Linked DNA regions of Homo sapiens: region 1 is linked to region 2. Evidence: chromatin contacts called from ENCODE Hi-C data. All regions are on one chromosome and are shown on one strand. Each heading gives the region's core, a stretch centred on a gene start or an enhancer-like site at or near the end of the contact. The rest is flanking DNA. Distances are from core to core; before and after follow the strand shown. Region 1 overlaps LOC105377700 (a long non-coding RNA gene). Region 2 holds the start of FAM200C (family with sequence similarity 200 member C).

The links. Hi-C counts contacts between places; a loop is a spot of excess contacts on that map. Pooled maps may share reads with other maps.
Region 1: a loop to region 2 is called in a pooled map, with 2.3 times the contacts of the local background. The contact joins the enhancer-like site here to the promoter of FAM200C in region 2. A Hi-C loop is called at or near these places in 1 of 50 pooled maps.

What each region holds. Positions count from the first base shown.
Region 1 is chr5:163,405,016-163,409,008 of GRCh38, reverse strand. All of the region lies in intron 1 of LOC105377700 (a long non-coding RNA gene), which reads left to right. Among named protein-coding and RNA genes, the nearest start is that of CCNG1, 31 kb to the left of the region's middle. RefSeq lists a silencer at 1,761-1,960. Within about 2 kb of position 1,513, at least 3 of the 41 ENCODE cell types and tissues checked have a DNase peak (open chromatin) inside an H3K27ac peak, as active enhancers do.
Region 2 is chr5:160,397,351-160,401,315 of GRCh38, reverse strand. It overlaps FAM200C (family with sequence similarity 200 member C), which reads left to right and starts at 1,262. Exons shown (of 2, transcript NM_022090.5): 1 at 1,262-1,677. RefSeq lists enhancers at 1,573-1,722, 1,616-2,301, 2,621-3,120.

The DNA.
Region 1 (3,993 bases), core at 264-2,763, 3.0 Mb before region 2:
GAAATCAAATCAAAATGCAAATCCCCATGGGGATACTTTGCAGTAGGAATTATTTTTAATAAGATTACAAAGTAAATGAATCAGATTCTTTTTAATGTAACAGCTGACTGACAGCTGGTTTTGACAGGGTGAAAGCCTGTGAGACCACAGAACAGCAAGGCCTTGGCTGGGAATGTGGGGCACACAGTGGAGGAGAACTCGAAGAATGTGTTAGTAGTTTCGTTGCTGTGATTAAGGAAGTTGGCATGTTGCTGCCAATCAAATCTTGTGTTGAGGGGGTGTTTTTAAAATTAGAGATGCCTTTTGGAAAGATTCTCTAGCTCTGGTTCCTGAACACAAGGGGTTTGGTGTTCCTCCATGTAGCCACTAGATGGCAGGCTCACGCCATTTTTCAAGCAGCCAACCCTGTCTAAATTTAGGGGGGGAAATGAGCCTAGGAATTTGAAAAGGGTGCCAGCTTATTCGTTTTTATCCTGCGCGTGGTTTTGACATTCTATTTTTTTGGACTTCATCCATTAATTATGACACTCAAAGTTTTTTGTTCACTGAGAGGCAAAGAGCCAAAGCTTTAATTAAACCCGTGGGGGCACTGCCTTGCGGCAGAGAAGGGTAACTACCATGTGCCAGCGCTTACATAAATTGTTTCATTTAATTCTCACAGCATCCTCATGAAATAAGTGTTGTTATCCACAGTTTTACATAGGAGAAAACTGACGGTCAGAGAGGCTTAGCAAGAGCCCAAGACCACCCAGCTGAAAGGTAGAAATGAATTTGCCAGTAAACCACGCTCATTAAATTCTTGAGGAATAGTCATTGCAATTAGTAGATTTATTGCAATCTTAGGAAAGTACAGCTAGATTCAGCCCGAGGTTTTATGATGAAATGAGAATTATACACGTTTTTTTTTAAAAAAATATATTCTCAGTATTGCAACATTCTAAGTTCCACTGGTTTTATTTGCAGAATGGCATGTTAGCCTTTTCTAGATTTATTATAGAAAATAAATCAGTTTATTTTTATGTTTTTTGAGACAGAATCTCTCACTATGTCGCCCAGGCTGGAGTGGTGGAGAGGCGCAATCTCGGCTCACAGCAACTTCCGCCTCCCAGTTCAAGCGATTCTCCTGCCTCAGCCTCCCGAGTAGCTGGGATTACAGGCACCCACCAGCACGCCTGGCTAATTTTTGTATTTTTAGTAGAGACAGGGTTTTGCCATGTTAACTAGGCAGGTCTTGAACTCCTGACCTCAAGTGATCCGCCCGCCTCGGTCTCCCAGAGTGCTGGGATTACAGGTGTGAGCCACCGTGCTCGGCTGGAAATAAATCAGTTTTAATTAGGATTTAGAAATTAAATCTCTGAATCTAACTGAATGTTAGAATTGTAACCCCTAAGCTCCAAACTGTAATCTATTTGCATAGAAATTTAGGTGTGATTTTCTTGTAGCAGGCACCACTTTCTACTTTGTATTAAAATTGCATCAGTTCCTGAAATCCTCTACTTCCTTGTGAATCCAGGAAGACAGGCTCCTTGCCTGAGTCATTTTTTAATATTTTTGGCTTACGTTGCCTTTATTGATTGTTTTCCCAAAGCATTCAACTTAGTTCTCATAGAAATAGCAACTTTTCTCCCTTTTTGCCCTAAGTTTTCTTTGCCTTGTGTATTAAATTTTACTGTCTAATTACAAACACACTCTTAGTAAGCATGCAACACAGCTGGAGGCAGCAGAAGTGTGTGGGCATTCCAGGAAGTCACATACAAGCCTCAAACATTCAGCCTGCCCTGGCCACTAGTCAGTAGGTTTTGCAGAGGTGCTCGAGAATTTGCATTAATCTACTGAGTCTAGTAAGAGAGTTTCTACTGTATCTGGATTGTGTCTCTCAGATAGGCTGACAAAACCACAAGGTGGAAACCATGAATGGTATTAGTCCATCTCAATAATAAAGCAACATTTGGCTGCCATTTTATCTGTCTGACTTTTCTGAATCAACTGATATCTCGGCATCATATAGAGGCACCTTTGTGTGTGTGTGTGTGTGTGTGTGTGTGTGTGTTTGAGACAGAGTTTTGCTCTGTTGCCCAGGCTGGAGTGCAGTAGCACGAACTTGACTCACTGCAACCTCCCGCCTCCCAGGCTTAAGTGATTCTCCTGCCTCAGCCTCCTGAGTAGCTGGGATTACAGGAGTGTGCCACCACGCCTGGCTAATTTTTTGTATTTTTAGTAGAGACAGGGTTTTGCCACATTGCCCAGGCTGGTCTCGAACCCCTGAGCTCAGACAATCTGCCCGAGAGGCAACTTGTTGGGAGAAATAACCAGTTTGAATGAGAGATCCTGTAAGGATTGGTTGATCTTCTTGGGGAAGAAAAACTAAGCAAAATAATTAACCACGTGAAGAAACGATTTAACAGACACTTCTCTTGTCAGGCAAGGGAAGTAATGTTTATTGAGCTCCAATTTTATGCTGTGCACTGAGTCAGAGATTGCACACATGCCACCTGATTCGCTCCTTACAACAGTATGATAAATTAAAAATTCTTATTCCCATTTTACCGATAAGGAAACTCAGTCTCAGAACACTTTCAGTAACTTACATGTGATAAAACAGGTAGTAAGTGGCAGGAAGTTATCAGGAAGAGTGTGTGTAATCAGGGCTGGGGCAACACTGGTGCAAAATAATTTATGATAAGTGAAACATCTACAATTTTCGTAAGAACAGGATCAGTAATAACGTTGTGCTGAACCATACTGGAGCCCGAAGCCAAGGGAATTTTTTGATGCCCCTTAAATTCTGTGCCAAGACAGGAGCCTCATTTGCTTCGCCCTAGGCCCAGCCCTGCAAATACTACAAAGTGCTTGTTCAGAAAGCTTTTTTCCAACATTTATCTAATAACAATTTATTGACTGGCTACTGTGCACCCGTCACTATGATCGGGTTTTGAAACAAAACATTAAGTTAGAATGTACCTGATTTCTGCTTTCCTGATACTTGTGGAACACCCTGCTCAAAGCTGGAAAGTATTATTATACAATAGATGACTCTTAGCTGGAAAGTATTATTAGATAATAGATGACTCTTAGTCACTTACTCCTTTGTTGTAGATAAGGAAAATGTGGCAAACTAGAGCCATGGAATTGGACTTTCATGGCCCCCATGTCTCTGCTGAATTTTGTAACTTCAGAAAACAATTTGTAGATTGAGATCACAAAGTCTTATGTTTGATGTGTTGAATAAACCATGTTCTTCAAGATCTTCTCTTTCATTAGTATCCCTTGACCAGGCAGATTGGAATATTGTCCTAATCATGGAGACCATACGTTATCTTTCAGTTTCATAGTGATTACAAGCATGAGTTTTGGCACAGCCAGACTTGAGTCTGTGAGTTATTAAGAACAATTGGGGCCTGGTGTGGTGGCTCAAGCCTGTAATTCCAGCACTTTGGGAGGCCGACGCGGGTGGATCATGAGGTCAGGAGATCAAGACCATCCTGGCTAACAGTGAAACCCTGTCTCTACTAAAAATCCAAAAATAATTAGGTGGGCATGGTGGCATGTGCCTGTAATCCCAGCTACTCAGGAGGCTGAGGCAGGAGAATCCTTTGAACCCGGGAGGCAGAGATTGCAGTGAGCCGAGATTGCGCCACTGCACTACACTCCAGCCTGGGCGACAGAGGGAGACTCCGTCAAAAAAAAAAAAAAAGAAAAAAGAAAAATAAATAAATTAAAAAAAGGACAACTGGTATCCCAGTTCTACTGGTAACTTTGGAGAACTTATTTAACATCTCTGTACTACTGTTTCATCAGTAAATGGTGGGTAATAAGAGTAGTAAGCTAAACTATATCAGGTGCTTACAACAATTCATGGTACATAGTAGGTGCTTAATATAAGTGAGCTTCTACTATTATAGTAACGGCCGCAATAGTTCTGTCACTAACTCTGTGATCCTCTGTAAATTACTTGGCTTATGTAAGCTTTAGTTATCTCAATTGACAAATGAA
Region 2 (3,965 bases), core at 13-2,512:
GAGGCATGAGAATTGCTTGAACCCGGTTCAAGAAGTTACAGTGAGCTGAGATTGCGCCACTGCTCTCCAGCCTGGGCAACAGAATGAGACCCTGTCTCAAAAAAAAAAAAAAAAAAAAAAGAAAAAAACATAATGCCTAGGACATTACTCAGATTGAGCTTTGATTTTATTATCTCAATAATAGCTGCCTTTTGAGTGCGAGAATTATGTACTGTAATTGTCATAATGTTATCTCCTTCCTCAAAAGAATTTCATGGGGTAATGGATGATATGTAAGTTTTACAAAAAGCACATGGAATTAACTCCAAGTAACCTGCACAAATCCTAACCGTTGGAGTCAGGACATGAAGCTAGCTGTGGGATTCTGAAGCCTACCCCTTTCTCTAGTATTGAAGGCCCTAATTTCTTGACCAACAAGGCTGGTCTTTAGCAGTTTCTTCCATCCACAAAAAACTTCAGCAGCCCGTCAATATTTACCAGGCTCACCCTTAACACCTGAAAATGATGTATCTGGCCCACATTCGTTGACGCCCCACCACTCCTCACACACACTAGTCTTATGGAATGCTTCTAACAAGATTGTACAAAAATGAGTAAACTCATTAAGTTTATAAGAATTCTGGAAAGACCCCCAAACAGGAAAGGGCTATATTCCGGTTTCTTTCAACAACGTTTCCTAGTTTCTACTTGGGATTTTTCTCTAAAACCTCTCTAATATGGGTTTATTTCTTTGAAATCATGTTGTTGAAAGAATTTAAAATAAAAATATTTCAGATATATGATGATGACATGGAAATTCATCCCTATGCTCCCACTTACGGAAAGTGGGATCAGCTTGCATAGGCAACAGTACACAAGCTATGGAAGCTCATCCTCCACTGCTGAAATGTCTAATCTGAAATTACAATGAGCTTCCTTCTCTTTTTCTCTCATTTATTCCACATGGAACATGGCAATTATCAGGCGTTTTATCTCCAAGCTCAAAGCCCGACACAATATAAAAGTTTAAGTGCTCTGCATGTTAAAAAGAACTATGTGGAGTTTACAGCCCCTTCCATTCCTGAAATTGTACAGTTCATCCTCTCTGGCAGACACAATAAACAAACGATTTCTTGTTCCACGTACACAATCTTAAAAAAAAAATTGGGAAGGGCTAGCGCGCATGCTCAATACTCAAGCCAGCCAGCCCATCCCACAGCCCTTTGCTACTGCGCCTGCGTGTGGGAGACGCCTCTCCCAGTTTGCGGGCGGGAAGCACCCTGGAGAACCCGGATGGAACCCGGGCCTGGCTGAGGCGGAGGTTGTTGCGGATGCTTCTCTCTCCAGGCGCACCGCAGATTCCTGCCCGGGGGTTGGACCCGAGGAACCGCCGTCTCTACTGGTTCCGACGGCCAGAGGCTGGGCCCTAGGCTGAGCGGAGAGTGGGACTGGAGCCTGAAACGGGCGCCTAAAAGAAGCCCGTGCATCCCATAGGCCTGCGCCTCAGGCTTGGAGACGGGCGGGCGGAGACCGCGCTGAGTCTTTTTTTTTTTTTTCCTAGCAGCTGGCGTTCTTATCTCACCCGGGAGGCTGTAAAAATCTCCGTCCTTAACAGTAACACCATCAGGTCCTATCAGTTAAGAGCTGCTTGTTATTTGCATGCATTCTTATAATTAAATCTCCTAACAACCCTGTAAGGTAGGTACTGTTATCCCCTCTGGAGGAACTGAGGCTTGGAAAGGTCCCATCCTGTAAGTGACAAAGCCACGATCCCAGGCGTTTGCCCCTGGAGCGTCTGCCCAGCCACCAAGTTCCTGCCCCCATTCTCCTGGCTATTGATTTTAACTGTAAAATGTAATGGTTAAATGCTCTGCCTCCCCAGACACCTGCGCCTATCATGATCTTGCATACGCAGTGGCTAGAAAGAAGTTGAATTGTATTTGGTTTGGAGTTTTAGGTTTACAGCTGCACTTTGGTGTTTTCACTGCTGGAATATATATATATTAGCATTCCCTAAATATTTGTTTTGTGAGTGTTCACTTTTAACTGATTTTTCTCATTTGTAATACTTTTTCATATCTACCCTTCATAAACTTGCAAAAACATTTTACTTTGTTATATCAGATCTTTCATTAAGCATCTGAAGATAATCTCTCAAAAGAATCATGCTTAAAATGAGTGATATCTATCTTAAGATAATGCTTTTTATCTTTTTATTATGGAAAGTTTCCAAAATACATTAAAATAGAACGGTGTAATGATGTATACCCATCATCCAGCTTCAAGAGTTACCAACTTAAGGCCAGTCATTTCTTTTATCTCCACCCCGCTTTGTGCATGTTTGTGAGTGTGCTGAAGTACGTATTTCAAAGGAATCCCAGACATCTTATTTCACTTGTAAATAATTGTCTGTATCTAACAAATGAGGACTTTTTAAAAACACAACCACAATACCATTATCATGCCTGTTTAACAATATCTCCTTATCATGATGCTTTTTAATGTTTACGTTTTTTAGGATATTGTAATTCCTAAATACCACAAAAGCGCAAGTGCAAATTGTGAGGTTCTAAAACACAAGCCTCTTGGGCAGTAAGTTCATCTTTGAGGCCCTTGAAAATTCTTGCCACCTGTTCTCCCTTTTTGAGGGTTATGGAGAAGAATACTTTAAATTGATTTTCCTAAAACTGTTCAAAACAGATAAATTTTAAATTAAAATATACTTGAGAGACATAGTCAAGGTGGATAGGAATGGACTCTTAACAGATCTTGTAATGATTTCCAGTTTGTTTTGTTTTTGAGACAGAGTCTCACTCCGTCACCCAGTCTGGAGAGCGCAGTGGCATCATCTCGGCTCACTGCAACCTCTGCCTCCCAGATCAAGCGATTCTCCTGCATCAGCCTCTCCAGTAGCTGGGATCACCATGCACAGCTAATTTTTGTATTTTTAGTAGAGACGAGGTTTCGCCAAGTTGGCAGGGCCAGTCTCAAACTCCTGACCTCAGGTGATCCGCCTTCCTCGGCCTCCCAAAGTGCTGGGATTATGGACATGAGCCACCGTACCCAGCCTTTTTTTGAGACAGAGTCTGGCTGTGTCACCCAGGCTGGAGTGCAGTGGCGTGATCTCAGCTCACTGCAATGATCTCAGCTCACAGCAACCTCTGCCCCCTGGGTTCAAGCGATTCTCCTGCCTCAGCCTCCCGAGTAGATGGGACTACAGGCATGCGCCACCACACCCAGCTAATTTTTGTATTTTTAGTAGAGACAGAGTTTCACTATGTTGGCCTGGCTGGTCTGGAACTCCTGACCTCAAGTGATCTGCCCGCCTTGGCTTCCCAAAGTGCTGGGGTAGCAGGCGTGAGCCACCGTGCAGGGCCCCTCTTGTAATGATTTCTAATGTGACTAAAAACATTTTCCTTTATTCCCTCTTCCTCCCCAAATATTACATGATAAATATACATTAATAGAATACAGAAAAATAAGCATTTATGGTAATGTCATAATTTTATCGTCATTAATTAGAAGTGGTTCTAAGCAAAAGTGGTCATGTAGTCTCATTACTTGACAAAAGAAGTCTTAAGATCAGCTCTTTAAACTTCAGGTTGTCTTTTTTGATTGGCAGACATCCTCCAATTTAACAGGCTCATAACAACCTTGTAACAGCTCAGCTTATTTTATTGGAGTACACTTTACAACTAGTTCATCTTGGTAGATCCACTTGAAAGCTAATGCTTTAAGTGGATATTCTTGGCTTGTGATTTTTCTTTTAATGTCCAAAGTGGGCATTCAGATTTAAATGTGTACCTGTTACTTTATTTCAGCCACATTCTCTGGCACAGAACTTTGGAAACTTTGGGGATCACTTACTTATCTTGGAGATAGAATGTTTTCTAAGGTATATTTGAGCCTACCTGTGGATTATGCCTTTACTCGTTGCTAAAGGGAGAGAAAGAGAAAAGATATGGCTTTCATTTTAGGTTTCAACT